Linked DNA regions of Mus musculus: all the other regions are linked to region 1. A link is a contact called in ENCODE Hi-C or POLR2A ChIA-PET data. All regions are on one chromosome and are shown on one strand. The core of a region is the stretch at or near the end of the contact, and the rest is flanking DNA. Distances in the headings are between cores, read along the strand shown. Region 1 holds the start of Csnk1d (casein kinase 1, delta). Region 2 holds the start of A430102A20Rik (a long non-coding RNA gene). Region 3 holds the start of Cd7 (CD7 antigen). Region 4 holds the start of Slc16a3 (solute carrier family 16 (monocarboxylic acid transporters), member 3).

Region 1 (3,451 bases), core at 356-2,855:
GCCAAACAAATGCAGGGATGGGCTACTGCTCAACAGAATATGGTTACCTCTAACAGGAAGTTCACCACCAGAAGGCTCCAAGTTCTCAAGGGGCTTTGGAATAACATAATTCTACTAAGAAATGCAGGGGGAAGTTTGTATTTAAAAATCCCCAACTATCAGGTTTAAGCAACCCTAAGCAACCCTCATGTCTACCTTGAGAATTCTGAGAGCCATCATGAGAACTTCCTTCCACACCACTTCTCTCCCCTCTGTTCTGCCTACATCTCGACATTGAATGCATCTGCATTCATCAAAACTTCATTCCTGTTGATTTCCGGGTGTCCAGTAGTCAACTTAGATGCTCAACATATCCTCAAGACCCCAACCAAACCAAGGCCTTTCAGGCCAGGCACAGGGAACATTTTCAGTCCTGATTTGGAGGAGAGTGGCAGCCAGGAGGCTATGGGTGATCCCTTTAGCGGGTCAGCTAAGTGGAGATGCCATTGTGGAAAAGAGCAGGCCCAGACTGCTCCAAGAACCCTCAGAAATCAGCCGGTCGTTTCCCCCATTTCTGACCGGGACACTCCCCACCTCCACACTACATCTGGCTTATTTTGACATTTCTCCCCCACACATGAAAACATCCAGGACGCCACTGCAGAGCTGAGGAACAGCACCAGACCCTTGGCGGAGCAGAGCATGGCCTTTGTTTACTGCGGTGACCTTAGGTGGGGGAGGATGCTGACGCCCGGCCCAGGCCCTGCCCCCTCCGGGCCCCACCCCCAGCCTGCTGCCCTCCCCTGCCCCGCTCTCCCCTCCCCCTCCCCGCTGTCCCCCCCCGGCCCCCGCCCCCAGTCCTTTTCCCACGCCCTCTGACACCCCACCACCGAGGCCCGCTGGCCCCCGCCTCTAGGCCTCCTTCTTCCTCTCCCGGGTCCCCGACCATCCCCAGACACGCTCCGAGCTCTGCCCCCCGGCCTGCAGTCCCCAAGACCGGCCTGTCCTTCCAGCCCTTCCCCGCACCCCACCCCGACCCGCCGCGCCGCGCCCAGCCCCCCGGCCGCGCTCGCACAGCGGCCGTTGGTGTCTGGCCGAGGCCGGTGCCCGGGCCCTCGGCTGCGGGGATGCCGAACGTCCACTCCGGCCCTCCGCAGGCCTCGGCCTGCCGGGGACCCCGCCCGCCGATCCGCAAGGCCCCCGGGCGCTCGATGGCGCCGGGCCTCACCGAGATAGATGTCTCCGAAGGAGCCGCTGCCGATCTTGCGGCCCAGTCGGTACCTGTTCCCGACCCTCAGCTCCATGGCAGCGGTGCGGCTCGCTACTGCCCGCCCGGCCGCTTCCTGGGTCTGCGCTCCGGGAGGCGGCGCCGCTGCTGCCGCTACTGCGGGTCCGGTCCGACTCCGCCCCCCTCACGGCCCCGCTTTCACCATCGCTTTCCGGTCGCCCCGTCGCTCTCAGCGCCTCAATACGGGGCGGATGGGACAGTCCGAGCGCCGCCGCCGCTGCTCCGGCCCTTGCCGGCCCCGCTCGCCCTCTCCCCGCCGCGGATGGACTCGGATCTTCCGGGCCTAAATCCCCCTTCAGCTGCCTAAAGGAGCCGCCGCCATCGCGCTGTGACGTCACTTCCCCTAGCAACCCAAGGGGGCGGGGCCACCGTGCTCGGGGGCGGGGCTTGGCTACTTGATGGATTGCGCAGTCGCAACCAGGCCTGTTTCTCTGTCCCAGTGTCCACCGTTCCCGCAGGATGACTCCAGCTGGTCTCTTTGGTCTTCCCATTTGTCTCCAATAGAAGTCCGAGGAAGCTAAGCCATGTGTGGTAAGAAATGCCTGTAGTTCCAGCCCTTGGGAGTTCGAGACCAGCCTGGGCTATAGCGACCCTGCCCCTAAACAGGCAGAGAGAAGCCGAATAGCAGTTCCTTTTGTAGACCCCGGGAAAGGCCCTTTACAGATAGGGGAAAAGGGCAGAGAGGGCGGTCCAGGCCTAGCTCTGAGATCACAGGTAGACAGTTAGCTTTTGTAGGAATCACCAGTTGTGGGCTTTGAATGGTGCAAAACGTGCCTGCTGCTGCCTGCCAGCTTCTTGCACACAAGGGTGGAAGAAAAGAGGTCTTCCTGGGACCCACTGTGGGCAGGAAGGTCAGTGTTGAGTTCACTGAGGGTGTAGAGGGTATGTCTCAGACTCTGATCGCTCTCCAGGGCTGTCTGCCTGGAGAGAGAGTCAACATTTTTATCTGGTCTGCATTGGATCTGCATGTTCCCCTGGCAAACACAAACATGAATTCTGAAGTTCAGGCTGACGGCCAGCTTCCAAGACTTGGCTGTCCATTCTGACCACTGAGGAGGGACTCTGGAGGAGCTACCACACAGGAGGTGCCCCCTAACCAGGAGGGGACAACCTTCCAAATAGATGCTTTTCTAGGCCCACTCTCACCCAGCCAGAAACACGAGAGTCACAGATGAGTGTAATGCTTCTATTTGGTCAGCTAGCACCCGTAGCATCTGCACAGGGTATCACGCTGCATGACAACTCAGCAGCCCTGCAGAAGCACGTGGAGCTGACATGTCTTCTAGTCTCCCAGCTCCACCACCCTTCCTTTTGGTGGTCCTGCAGTGCCTGCCTGCACACAGTTGGCAGTCAGGTTGGGGAGCATTACACAGCCGGAGACAGAAGACACCACAAGGCAAACTGAAACCAGTGGTCACTGAGCGGCAGGTATGGGAACTGCCTAGCTTTTTAGTCCAGGAGTCAGAGCCAGATGCGGCCAAACTAGTAAAAATAATCTTACTGACAGAATTCAAGTATAATTTTTTTTCTGTTGATGAACAATACCTAACTTCATCTGAGAAGCCCCTATATTGAACTGAAAACAGCAAACCTGGTATCTGGCCTAACCTCTCTCTTACCAACCTCGGGCCTGATCTTTGCCTAGCGGTCTTCCCTCTGGGAGCACCTGCTCTGTCTGGAATAGAGAGCCGAGGGTGTGAGCTGCTGCGTGCCTAGGGCTCTGCACACCCTTCTTATTACTTGTATACAGGACAGTCAGCTGATAAAGTGACCAAAGTTCTTGCTGCGTTTTACTTACTCGATGGTCAGAAGGAGGCAGTGCACGGAAGAGGCCCCAGGCAGGATCAATGCTCTGGGTTTTGAAGGTCATTTGCAAGTGTCCTGTGCTGGGGTTCTTGGCTTCTCATCACAGTCCCTTGCTGCAGAATGTGTGTGCCAAAGCCATCGCCATCCCCTGGGCATGCCGGGCAGAGATTGCACTGACTGAGATCATGGTGGCTCTTCACCACGGGCACCTCTGAAGTTTAGGTTCTTTCTATACTTACACAATCTACCCTCTCACAACGCTGCTAGTAATTTGAACACTCTTGAGAGGGGGCCAAGTGTTAGGCCTGTAGACCCTTCTCCTGCAGTAACAATGCCCACGCAAAGGCCTACACAGGTGCTTTAGCAAACATGCTGTGT
Region 2 (3,451 bases), core at 431-2,930, 58 kb before region 1:
GGATTAGGAGGTGTGGCCTTATAGGAGGAAGTGTGTGTCACTAGGGTGGGCTTTGAGGTTTCAGAAGCCCACGCCAGGCTGTCTCAGTCTGTCCTGTCTCTAGATTAGGGTGTAGCTGTCAGCTACCAAGTACCATGCTTGCTGCCATGATGATAATGGACTAAGCCTCTGAAGCTGTACACCAGCCCCTAGTTAAATGCTTTCTTTTATAAGAGTTGCTTTGGTCATGGCGTCTCTTCATAGCAACAGAACAGTGACTAAGACAGTGGGCTTATACTGGACTATTCCTGAAGCCAATGAAATTCCTGCCTGGTTCTCATGGAGCAGTTTCATAAAAGATTCCAGGATACAGGTGGAAGGGCAGTGACCTCTGAGGTCCTCCCTGTGGGGACATCAATGATCTCCATCTCTTCATGACTAGCCCATCCCTTGGAGTCGCTGTTATCCTCCACCTGCTATTCCCAGGGAGGACCGACCTGTACCCAGGCAGGAGCCCTGGAGAATACAGCCTGTTCTTGTTTCCTGCAGCTCTCCCTGGGCCCCAGCTGCCAGAGCAGTGATTGAAACCTACACTGATGCCGATTCTAAATAAAGACTGCTGGAAACTGGATCCCACTTCAGTCCGAATGGTCTGAATGGCCTTTGATTCAGTTAACTTGTGATTCTTTTTCTGCACCCAACATAGCAAGAATAAAACATGAAATCAAAAGAAAAAAAAAAATCAGGAAGCTTTCACTGACGTATGCTAAAATTAGTAGCTGAAAATATGGTTAAAAGCAAGACTTTTACACAGTCAAGCACCTCCCCAAATGGTGTTTATTATTTACAATAAGAAAATAGAAACCTGGGGGCTGGTGAGATGGCTCAGTGGGTAAGAGCACCCGACTGCTCTTCTAAAGGTCCTGAGTTCAAATCCCAGCAACCACATAGTGGCTCACAACCATCTGTAGTAGGATCTGATGCCCTCTTCTAATGTGTCTGAAGACAGCTGCAGTGTACTTACATATAATAAATAAATAAATCTTAAAAAAAAAAGGAAAGAAAACAGAAACCTTGTTATTTATTTAGATTTTAAGACAGAGTCTCTACATAGCTCTGGCTGTCCTGGAACTATGCAGACCAGGCCGGCCTCGAAATAACAGAAATCCGCCTGCCTCTGCCCCCAAATCCTGGGATTTTAAAGCATGTGCCACCATGCCGAGTAGAAAATAATAACTTTATGTTAGCCCCTTGGCAGCCACCACTTAAACCACTCAAACCTTGGCGACGAAAGTATTCCCCAGTAATGGGGCGTTTGCCTTCTGGGAGGCACGAGCGCGCCATTTTCTTGTTTAAAATGTGTAACTTAATTGTGTAAAATATCGGGCCAAGCCAGGATGACAAGTAGTCTACAAGATAATGGACTAATGAAGTCAGTGAGGGACTGAAGCGCTGTGAAGCGCGTGTGGCTAATCACGAGGTAGGCGTTTGGGAGTCTGAGTCAAAGAAAGCTACAGGGGAGCAAGAACCTGATGCGATGACCGTCCACTCACCGCGTGTGCCAGGACGGTCCCAGCGGAATTAGCTTCGTCTCCCGCGTGCGACCTAGAGCTGCGCCAGCTGGGACCCGGGTCTCCAGGATTCCGAGCGCCAGCACTCTCCCGCCCGAACCTACAGCGCGGGCCACGTTACCATAGCGACTGGAGTCAGTAACCTTGGTCCCGGTGCACCCTGAGCGGCGCTCCGATCCCGCCGGGCAGAAACAGGAGTCTCAACACAAAAGAGTTCCGACCTGTGCGCTGGTACCGAAGGAAGAGACGCTTGGGGTTCCGTGGCCTAGCAGACTCCCTGAGTAGTGCGAGCCAGTGAGCAAGGACCTACACCTACGGGGCCCTGTGCCCTCCCCCAGCTGTCCTGAGGGTCCCCAAGGTGCCCATTCTGGAGTCCCAAAGGGCTAACTTCAGCTTAGCAGGAGGTGCCTGTAGGCGGAGGGACTGGGAGCTCAGGGATGGAACCTGCAAGTCGTGGGTGGGAAGTTATTCTGGGACTCAGGTTTTCCCTTTGTAGACTGCACATGAGACTGTAACAAGGGTGCACATGGCAAGAGTGGGTGGAGGTTGCACCTAGGGCATGTCGCCAGGCGGAGAGGGCTAAGTGAAGAAGTTGATCCTCTTTCAGAGCCCTGGGTAAGGCGCAGTCACAAGAAGTCCATCCACGATTTGGTCTGAAACCCCAAGCATCAAAAGGTGAATGATCCTCCAAGACCCCAGCTTTCATGGAGCGTGTCCTGGACTAAGAAGAGTTGGATGGAATGGGGCTGGTTGCTGGGAAGGGCCTGCATGAGCCCCAGGAATTCGTTGTAGGCTCGCCTTTGTCTTTCTTTAAATCCTTAGGTCATCTGAGGGCCAGGGAGATGGCTCTGTGGATGTGTCAGTCTGATGACCTGATTCACACTCTGGGACCCACAGAATGGAAGGAGAGAACCAATTCCCATGAGTCTTCCCTATCCCCCATATGTTATGGTCTGCACGTTCACACAGTCACAAATAATAAAAAGAATGGTATTCTTATCTCTTTATACTGAAGAAGTTAAACTGTGGCCTGGTCCTGGAACTGGCATACACACCTAAACCAGCATAATTCCTAGGGGATGGGGAGTGTCTGGGAATCCCCTCCTCCAGGAGGGCAGTATCAAGAAGTCTAGTCATTCCTACTTTCCTGTCCTATATCCTGCCGTCTTCCTCTACCCGTCAGTCTCTTTCCCTCAACTTGCTGTCCCCACTTCCTGACAGCAAATGCTTGGTGTTTGAACCTTCCCCCAACCAGCTTGTCTTTGTAGCCTTCTTCTCAGCCAGGGAGTCCCCTGAACTTCTAGGGGCCTTCTGTTCTATTAGAAAGTGAGGTAACCTCAACTGCCAGTTCTTTGCTGTCAAATGTAAAACCCTTGCCTTAATTGAGGGGTCCAAGGGTCAGCCCCATTCCACAAGTATGTTCACACCCCTTGTCTCTGCCTCACTCTGTCACAGGAGCTTCCTGTAGTTGGTCTTTGCTACTTTGTGGTTCTTTTTCCCACCCCTGTTTCACCCCACCATCACCAGATAGGAGAGAAAGAAGGATGGGGGGAGAGAGTGGGATAGAGATTCCTGAATCTAATTTCTTTCCTTGTTTCTACTTTGAGCATAACGACTAACAAAACTGCAACACACACACCACGACCAACATCCACTCCCACTTCTCGGGGCCCTAGCATCTATATATCCTCTGAAAAGTTCCCAGAATTCCAAACATAACACAATCAAAGAAACTTATCTGCAGCTGGCAAAACATGCCTCTGCTAGAGCACGAGGCAAATCATAGTCAGCTGCTGTGGACTGTCTGAAGCAGTCTCATATCCCCACACCTAGGATTAAAATGAAAGCACATTCTTATGATATTTTTGTGTTTTTCAAAGAAACCAGAATTCCAGAATTTT
Region 3 (3,451 bases), core at 586-3,085, 48 kb after region 1:
CTTAAGCCTGTGATAATAGCCGTAGGCTCACACTGACCTGTATCTTCCTCAGCATGCTGCACACCACCCCAAGGAGCAGCCCGGTGAAGAAGAAGCCTACAGCAATGGCAGCTGGGAAGGAAAATGATGTCTGCAGAGGTTCCTGGGATCTGTATGCTTCTTGGGATGATTTTTCTGGGAAAATGAACACAAAGCCATTGGTAGGAGAGGACACAAGCAGGTGAGGTGGGGATCCTCATTGGAGGCCTTGAGGTTCAAGCCAGGTGTGGGCACCATTAGGAGGTTTCCAGGAAGAAATGGGCTCTGAGCAGACAGCTCCAACAAGTGCAAAGAAGGTCTCTAGCAGCCAGTGGGCTCCTGGCCTGGCCAACAGTCAGATGGGCACATCCTTACCTTTCACCACAACCGTGGTGAACAAGCCACGGGCACTGACTTTCCTGACAGCCTCGCAGGTGTAGTCTCCAGTGTCTGCCAGCTGGAGGGAGCTTATGGTGATGGTCAGGTTCTTCTGGGAACCAGAGAAATTAATTCGGCCTGAGAAGGTCCTGTCTACTGTGGGCTCCTGCCGGTCTTCAAAGTAAATCACATTGTAAGCCTGAGGCCAGATCTTCTTCATTAAGATCCCTTCCAGGTGCCCTCTTGTAGAGCAGGTGATGTTGACAGAATCCCCCTCAGAGGCAATCGTGAGTCGGGGGGACTGGTGTACGTCTGTGAAGAACCAGCCAGTTAGCACCAAGCTGGCGCACAGCACACGGTGACTCAAACACGCTAACACGTATCTCAGAGGCTCCACAGATCCTACATTCATGTATGTCCTTGCACACTCTTGAGCATCTCTCACAGCACCCGCACCCGCATGCTCACACATGCTGTCTCATTTTGCTGTGCACAGGGGCTGCACTCTCTACACCTCCAGGTTTCTTTCTCCCATTTTGTATTCCTGTGAGATGCCTCCTCCATCACACCCCTCTCTGCAGAAATGCTATAGGAACTTGGCAACTTTGTTGCATCTCAACACAAGGACTTCCCTTTTGACTACTCCCCACCCTGGCTGTACTCTTTCTTTCTCTTTTAAGTGAGTCAGTCACTCCCAGACAGCCATAGTCCTATCTCCTCTTTGCCTACTCTTTCCGATGCTGGTTTCTTCATCACCCTCCTTCCCCCCATCATTTCTAGGCATCCAGAGCCTGTGGCTCTGCGCAAGGGGCACATGTTGACTTGTTCATGGGATACTCACTCTTTCAGATTCCAGCCCCGTTTGCCGTGCCTGGCACCCACACCACCCACTTTCCTGTAGGCAAGACTGAGTACAAACCTCAGCATCTCACAGAATGAACACTATGCTGGTTTTGCACAAGAATTGTGCCTGGGAGCCTGAGCCTCCCATAATCTTATTGTAGATCTTTTACACCTTACCACAAGACTTCCCACAGACAGCTGCTCTGAAAGGGAACTGAAGAACACAGTTCTCACAAGCACCAAGGGTAGATGTTAGTCCTGTAAACTAAAGCTTTCAAGTCTCTGCTTTTCCACGGAGCTGGGACTATTCCAGGTCTAAGACTAAGACTTGGGGAAGTCAAGTCAGGGCCAACCCTTCCCCAGGTGGGTGTGTGAGATGCTCTCTGGGAGCCCTGCTACAGGGATGCTTACCTTGGGCATCCAGGGGGCCAGGCAGGATTCCGGCCAGTGTAAGCAGCAAAGCCAGCACTGCCTGCTGAGTCATGACGCCCAAATCCAGGTGATCTGAGCCAAATCAGCCACTCTGGCTACAACACATTACTGAGCACTGTGAAAGTTCACACCAAAAACCCTGAGAGGAAGAAACAGGGGTGTGGCAGTTCAATGCGATTGGTGGTGAAGCTCCGAGGGAGGGCTTCCTGAAGATGAAGGTGGAGCTTGGTGGGCAGGGAACACAACAAGCCAGGTGGAGGAAGCCACCTGACCCCAACTGTCCTCCCTGGCTGGTTGGCTGGCCCACATCTTTATCATCTTTAACCAAGAGTCTCCACAGGAGACGTCAAGAGGAAGAAGAAATAAGAACTAGTCCTGTAACCTGGAAGAAAAATTAGAGGGACTTAAAGGTTTAGAGGCCGGGAGGGAGTTGAAGTTTCCTCTGGTCTTTTGTGTCATTTTCTGCTGGGATGTGTTCAGGTCTGTGGTCTCACCTGTTGTCTGGACACACTGGGGTTTCAGCCTGACACAGCATACCCAGTAGCCTTGGCTGTGGTTGCCTTGGCGGCCTGGGTGATCCTTCCTTAGAAGCATGATTGAGCCAGATCTGCTAGGCCAAAGGGCGGCTAGGAGCCCCTTCAATAGCAATCTGCCTTCTGGGACAAAACCGAGGGCCCTGTGTCTGGTTCCCAGGTTGGGGGAGAGCTAGGACTCTTGTCAACCATGAGTTTTATTGCTGGTACCAGAGCCAGTGTGTCACACTGAGGGGTGAGTTTGTGTGTGTGTGTGTGTACAGTGTCACATAGGGACTCAAAGCAGTTCCTCCGGGGTCCTACTCTAAGGGGGAAGATGCTCCCCCTGTAGGTGGGTTTGGAATGCTATGGTGTAGACAGGGGTGCCATGCGGGGTACTTGAGGGCACATGGGAGAGGGACTCAGGTAAAGGAAGGTCAAAGTTGGAAGATTTTAGGAACAAAGGGTTGGGGAGGGACAGGTCACCTGTGGTAACACAGGGACAGCAGGTATGGAACTGTGCAGCCTGAGAATATTGGAGAGAAATACGAGGGGAGCTGGGTCAGGTGGGCAGTAAAGAAATCAGCACCTAGCCCCCAGGGGAGAAGTTCATGGAAAGACAGACTTTACAGGGAAGTAAGAACAGTCAAAGACCTAGACCTAGTCTCCTTCCTAGGATGCCCGTGGCCACACCAGGGGCACATGGACTGGAGTGCTGCCACCTCTGCAGGGCTGACCTTGATGTGGTCTTCGTGCATCGACACTTTTGACTGTTTGGGGCACCATGCCTCAAGTTTCAGAGATCATAGACACACAGGGCCCTATGGGCTGTGCCTAAGGGCTCCAGGGCTCCAGGAGGAGGTGATGACCCAAACCCCAGTGCATTTATTTTGATTGAAGAGGCACAGACTCTGTGCATCTGGGTGCTGGGCGGTAGCATCAGATGCACTGTGGTTGTGACTCTGGAGGCCACTGTCATCAGGCAGGGTCTTCTCCACTGGGCCATCTCTCCAGCTCACCAGGCAGCGTCTTTAGCTCGGGGCTTCATTTTCAGGTCTCAGCTCGAGTGGTTTTTGTTGTTGTTGCTGTTTTGTGAGATAAGGTTTCTCTGTGTAGCCCAGGCTATCCTGGAACTCACTCTGTAGACCAGGTTGGCATCAAACTCTGAGACTCACCTGCCTCTGCCTCCCAAATGCTGGGACTAAAAGCATGCACCATCAGCCAGGCTCAAATGATATTCTGTGGGTTTGTTTCTAACAATCATATCT
Region 4 (3,451 bases), core at 545-3,044, 42 kb before region 1:
AGAGTAAACACGTGATAGAGCATCTGGCCTTACCAGGCTGGGCATCTTCGTAGGTAAGGACTCAGGATGGTGGACTATGGGAGCCACAGCTAAGGCACATGGTGCCCAACCTCTTCACCACTGCTATCATGGTCAAAAGAATGGGCAGCTGTGACCTTCTGGACTCGGAGGTCACCCTTTCCCATTCTGGCTGTGTTAAGATCTTTGTCTAATGTTGAGTTATTATCAAAATTTCCTAGTTTCGGGGGACCTGGGGTCATTTAGGAGCCACATTAGAAGTGAGATGGACTGGGTACCCTAGGGTAAGTGTCTTGGGCCCTGTCCACCAAAGGCCATACTCCGAGATGCCTCCTCATCTCCTCACCCAAACTGCCCGGTCATTGGTCATTTCCATTGTGTGGCATGGGTTTGAATCGGCACCCCTTGCACCCCTCGGAGGACTGGAAAGAACTCTCCCAGCTCAGAATGGCTCTACTCTCTCCCAATCCTGTTCCTTTCCGGGAAGTCAGCATTTGTAGAGCAGCATGCAAAGCTGCTGTCCTGTCCTCATCTCCCACACTGGGCTGGGAGTGTTAGGATTGCTCTTGTGCTCTGTGTATTCAGATGCCCCAAGAGTTCTGTGCCCCAAGATCAGGTTGCAGTCTGGACATGGGCAGCGTATTGACCAATGTGCTGTGGAGAATGCTCCCCAATAACTTCTGATTGGATAGTAAAAGGCTAAAGCCTGTGACTGGGCAGGAAAGAGAGGAAGGTGGAACTTGAGATGAGTAGGGGTATCTCCAGTAGGTACCAGGAAAAGGAAAAAGGCAGGGGAAGGAAGAGGCCTGCCTTGAGGCAGGATGGTCTGGGAGGATGGACCATGAGCACGTGGCCGAGAGAAAATCGCTGAGGACACTCATGGGGCAGAGCAAACACAGCAAGACTCAGTTGGCAAGTAATGTGGCGTCTATAGTTAGGATGTTATAGCAATCTCAGAACCTGCCCGGTTTAAACTTACAGCTTGTTAATAAAAACACCAGGTTTCTTTGCCCCCCCCCCCGCCCCCCAGGGAGCTATACAGGCTAGAGTGGAGCAGAAATCCCCCCATAAAAATCACTTCTATAGGAGTTGAGGGGCGACAGAGCAGGGCTGTGTCAGTGCCTGTATCTGACTTTGTTGCAGGGCCCCGACCACAGGGGAAAACGGAAGTTCAGGGAGGTTGACAGCCTTGCCCAAGATCCCCGGTCAGTCCAAGGTGCCTGAGTCTTCCTAACTAGGGAAGACAGCTGCCACAGCCACACAATAGCCCAGGCTGAGGCACGAGCAAGGTATGGTGGTTTGGATGGGGCGAAAGTCCGAAGTAGGCAGGCGGCAGGAGCCCTGTGTGCATGAGGTGTGGTGGGGGCGTGTGCCACCCGGCAGAAGGCGCAGGCCAGAAGGCCAGGGTCTGGAGGGCAAAAGGTCCCAGTCTCGGAGATAGCGAGGACATTGCCACTCTCTTGCAGGAATCATGGAAGGAGCCCACAGTCTTGGGAGGGGATAAATGGAGGGTAGAATGGGAAGCAGAGGTGGGTAGTCACGGCCCAAGGGCGCGGAAGAGAACAGTGAGAAGGTCTGCGTTGGGTGGGGCCCGGGCCCCGGGCGCCTATAGAGCGAGTGCCAGCCTGGTCTCCCTGTTAAGTGGAGATGGCATTGTCCGCGCCGTCGGGGAACAGCGGCCAGGGCGCCCCCTCCGGCAGCGGCGCGGGGTCCGGGTGGGGAGGGCAGGGGCGGCGCCAGGCAGCGGTGACGTGCGCGGGGGACGTGCCGCGCGACGGATGAGAGCACTTAAAGTCGCCCCCGGCGCGGCGCCGGGCAGCCAAGGCGGACAGAGGCAGATACAGCGGCTGGCGGTAACAGGTAGGCGCGGCGAGATGCTTGGCGCGCGGAGCGAGGCTGGGACCCTCCCCCCGCCTCCAGTCGCCCAAGGTTTGGGGCCTTCGATCATCAGGCGGGGGATCCAGACCTGGAGCTCCCGGCCCCTGACCCTCTCTCCTCCTGGTTCTCCAGCCCCATTCTTTCTTGACTTGGAGAACCTTCTCACCACTGCGGCTCCACCAAAGGGCCATGAACAGCCAGTTGCGCGCTTGCATCCTGCTTCCCTGCCCTCGTAGACGCCTATCTATCCATCCGGTAGCCCTCGGGGGCTGGGCTTCGTCCAGGAGGGCAGCTGCCCTGGGCGACCAAACGTCCAGAGTATAAATAGCTCGGCCCAAGAGGGTTGGAGCGTGGCCGGACGGCCGGGGAACCTGGGCTATATTTGGTGGGAATGCTACAGCCTCCTTGGAACCCCGAATCTCCAGCGGGCGTCAGCAGGCCGCCCAGTGAGAGAGAGGGACACGTGCGCTTCGGAATGGTGCCACGTTGGGGGAGGTATGCCCTCGGGTCTCTTTCATCTCTTTACATCCACCTTTTCTACCATCTTAAACTCATCAACTCTTACCCAGCCACCACTATTAACCCAAACTAGGCACATGAAAGTGGGGTTTTCCTCCGGAGTGGGCTCTGTTTGCTCTATTCTCATCCGATAGGAAAACCAGGCACGGTCTGTTTTCTTACCTGACAAGTGGGTTGACTAGGCGCCTGCCTGGATGCTGGTCCAGTCAACAGACAGGCTCAAGAAACTGTTAACTCTGGACAGCTGATAGTGCTTGGAATCTGGGTGACAAGCAAGGAGAGGGCAGCAGGGCCCAGGCCGACAGGAACCCTTTCAGGACAACAGGTTGGTCTGAGCGTAACGGCAAGGTTCTCCCCATAACACAGGCTCATTAGCTTTCCCAAAGTTCTTCTGTTGGGAGCAGGTTATCCCCGAGGGCTCCCGGCATCATTGTACAGGCCCAAAGTTGGCTGGTGTCCCGTGGGTGCTGGGTCCGTCCGTGTTGAGGAACGAGGACAGTCCTAAAAGTGTGTGGACTCACTCAGGATGAGCAGTGACTAGTGCACAGCTAGGATGCTGTGCAAAGGATGAGTCTACCCCTTAAGGGGCACTGAGGACACTACCGAGATACATGTGGCCCCTTCTTGGCAAGGACTTTGAATAACCAGTGGTTTGGTTCCAAGATGGACTTGGCCACATCACCAGTGACCTTGGGCAGGGCTTGCTCCCCGTAAAAACGATCTCACTGCTTGGATGCCTAAATTTCGAGGGGCAGCGAGGAGAAAGCACAGTAGGCCTTAGAACCATCAAGAAGTAATGTTGAAGGGGCCAGTGCGTGGGACCCCACAGTATGCCGGTGTTCCGGGACTTTAGGACTCTAATCCTCCAGTGAACTGGTCAGAAAGGGGAGGGCTGGGGAGGCCCAGAAGCAGACACCTTTGGGCCCCATGCGGGACTTTCTGGATGGTGATGCTAAGCAATTAGAGACCTCTGGACCAGGCCTTGGTCCAGCTGGCACTGAGCACTGGCTCAGGGGCAGGTTAGGAATGGAGACCG

Evidence for each region. A loop is a pair of places that touch in the nucleus more often than their neighbours do. ChIA-PET counts read pairs that join two places held with the same protein, here RNA polymerase II (POLR2A).
Region 2: POLR2A ChIA-PET joins it to region 1 with 26 read pairs in Patski. The contact joins the promoter of A430102A20Rik here to the promoter of Csnk1d in region 1. A Hi-C loop is called at or near these places in 1 of 37 maps with a recorded cell type or tissue (CH12.LX). POLR2A ChIA-PET finds 5 or more read pairs at or near these places in 2 of 5 experiments (Patski and embryonic stem cell).
Region 3: POLR2A ChIA-PET joins it to region 1 with 10 read pairs in Patski. The contact joins the promoter of Cd7 here to the promoter of Csnk1d in region 1. A Hi-C loop is called at or near these places in 1 of 37 maps with a recorded cell type or tissue (T-helper 2 cell). POLR2A ChIA-PET finds 5 or more read pairs at or near these places in 1 of 5 experiments (Patski).
Region 4: a map of left cerebral cortex shows a loop between it and region 1 (5-fold over the local background). The contact joins the promoter of Slc16a3 here to the promoter of Csnk1d in region 1. A Hi-C loop is called at or near these places in 5 of 37 maps with a recorded cell type or tissue (CH12.LX, T-helper 2 cell, heart and 2 more). POLR2A ChIA-PET finds 5 or more read pairs at or near these places in 4 of 5 experiments (Patski and embryonic stem cell).

What each region holds. Positions count from the first base shown.
Region 1 is chr11:120,989,728-120,993,178 of GRCm38, forward strand. Csnk1d (casein kinase 1, delta) reads right to left here and starts at 1,606. Exons shown (of 10, transcript NM_027874.2): 1 at 1,208-1,606. The coding sequence starts at 1,283. LOC115486436 (a long non-coding RNA gene) reads left to right here and starts at 1,637. Exons shown (of 2, transcript XR_003949839.1): 1 at 1,637-3,451.
Region 2 is chr11:120,931,184-120,934,634 of GRCm38, forward strand. A430102A20Rik (a long non-coding RNA gene) reads left to right here and starts at 1,681. Exons shown (of 3, transcript XR_880367.2): 1 at 1,681-1,908; 2 at 2,158-2,225; 3 at 2,373-2,829. Ccdc57 (coiled-coil domain containing 57) reads right to left here and starts at 1,689. Exons shown (of 19, transcript NM_027745.1): 1 at 1,533-1,689.
Region 3 is chr11:121,037,643-121,041,093 of GRCm38, forward strand. Cd7 (CD7 antigen) reads right to left here and starts at 1,836. Exons shown (of 4, transcript NM_009854.2): 1 at 1,651-1,836; 2 at 394-708; 3 at 38-174. The coding sequence starts at 1,723. It overlaps Gm11775 (a long non-coding RNA gene), which reads left to right and starts at 41. Exons shown (of 2, transcript XR_880372.3): 1 at 41-220.
Region 4 is chr11:120,947,273-120,950,723 of GRCm38, forward strand. Slc16a3 (solute carrier family 16 (monocarboxylic acid transporters), member 3) reads left to right here and starts at 1,795. Exons shown (of 6, transcript NM_001038653.1): 1 at 1,795-1,878.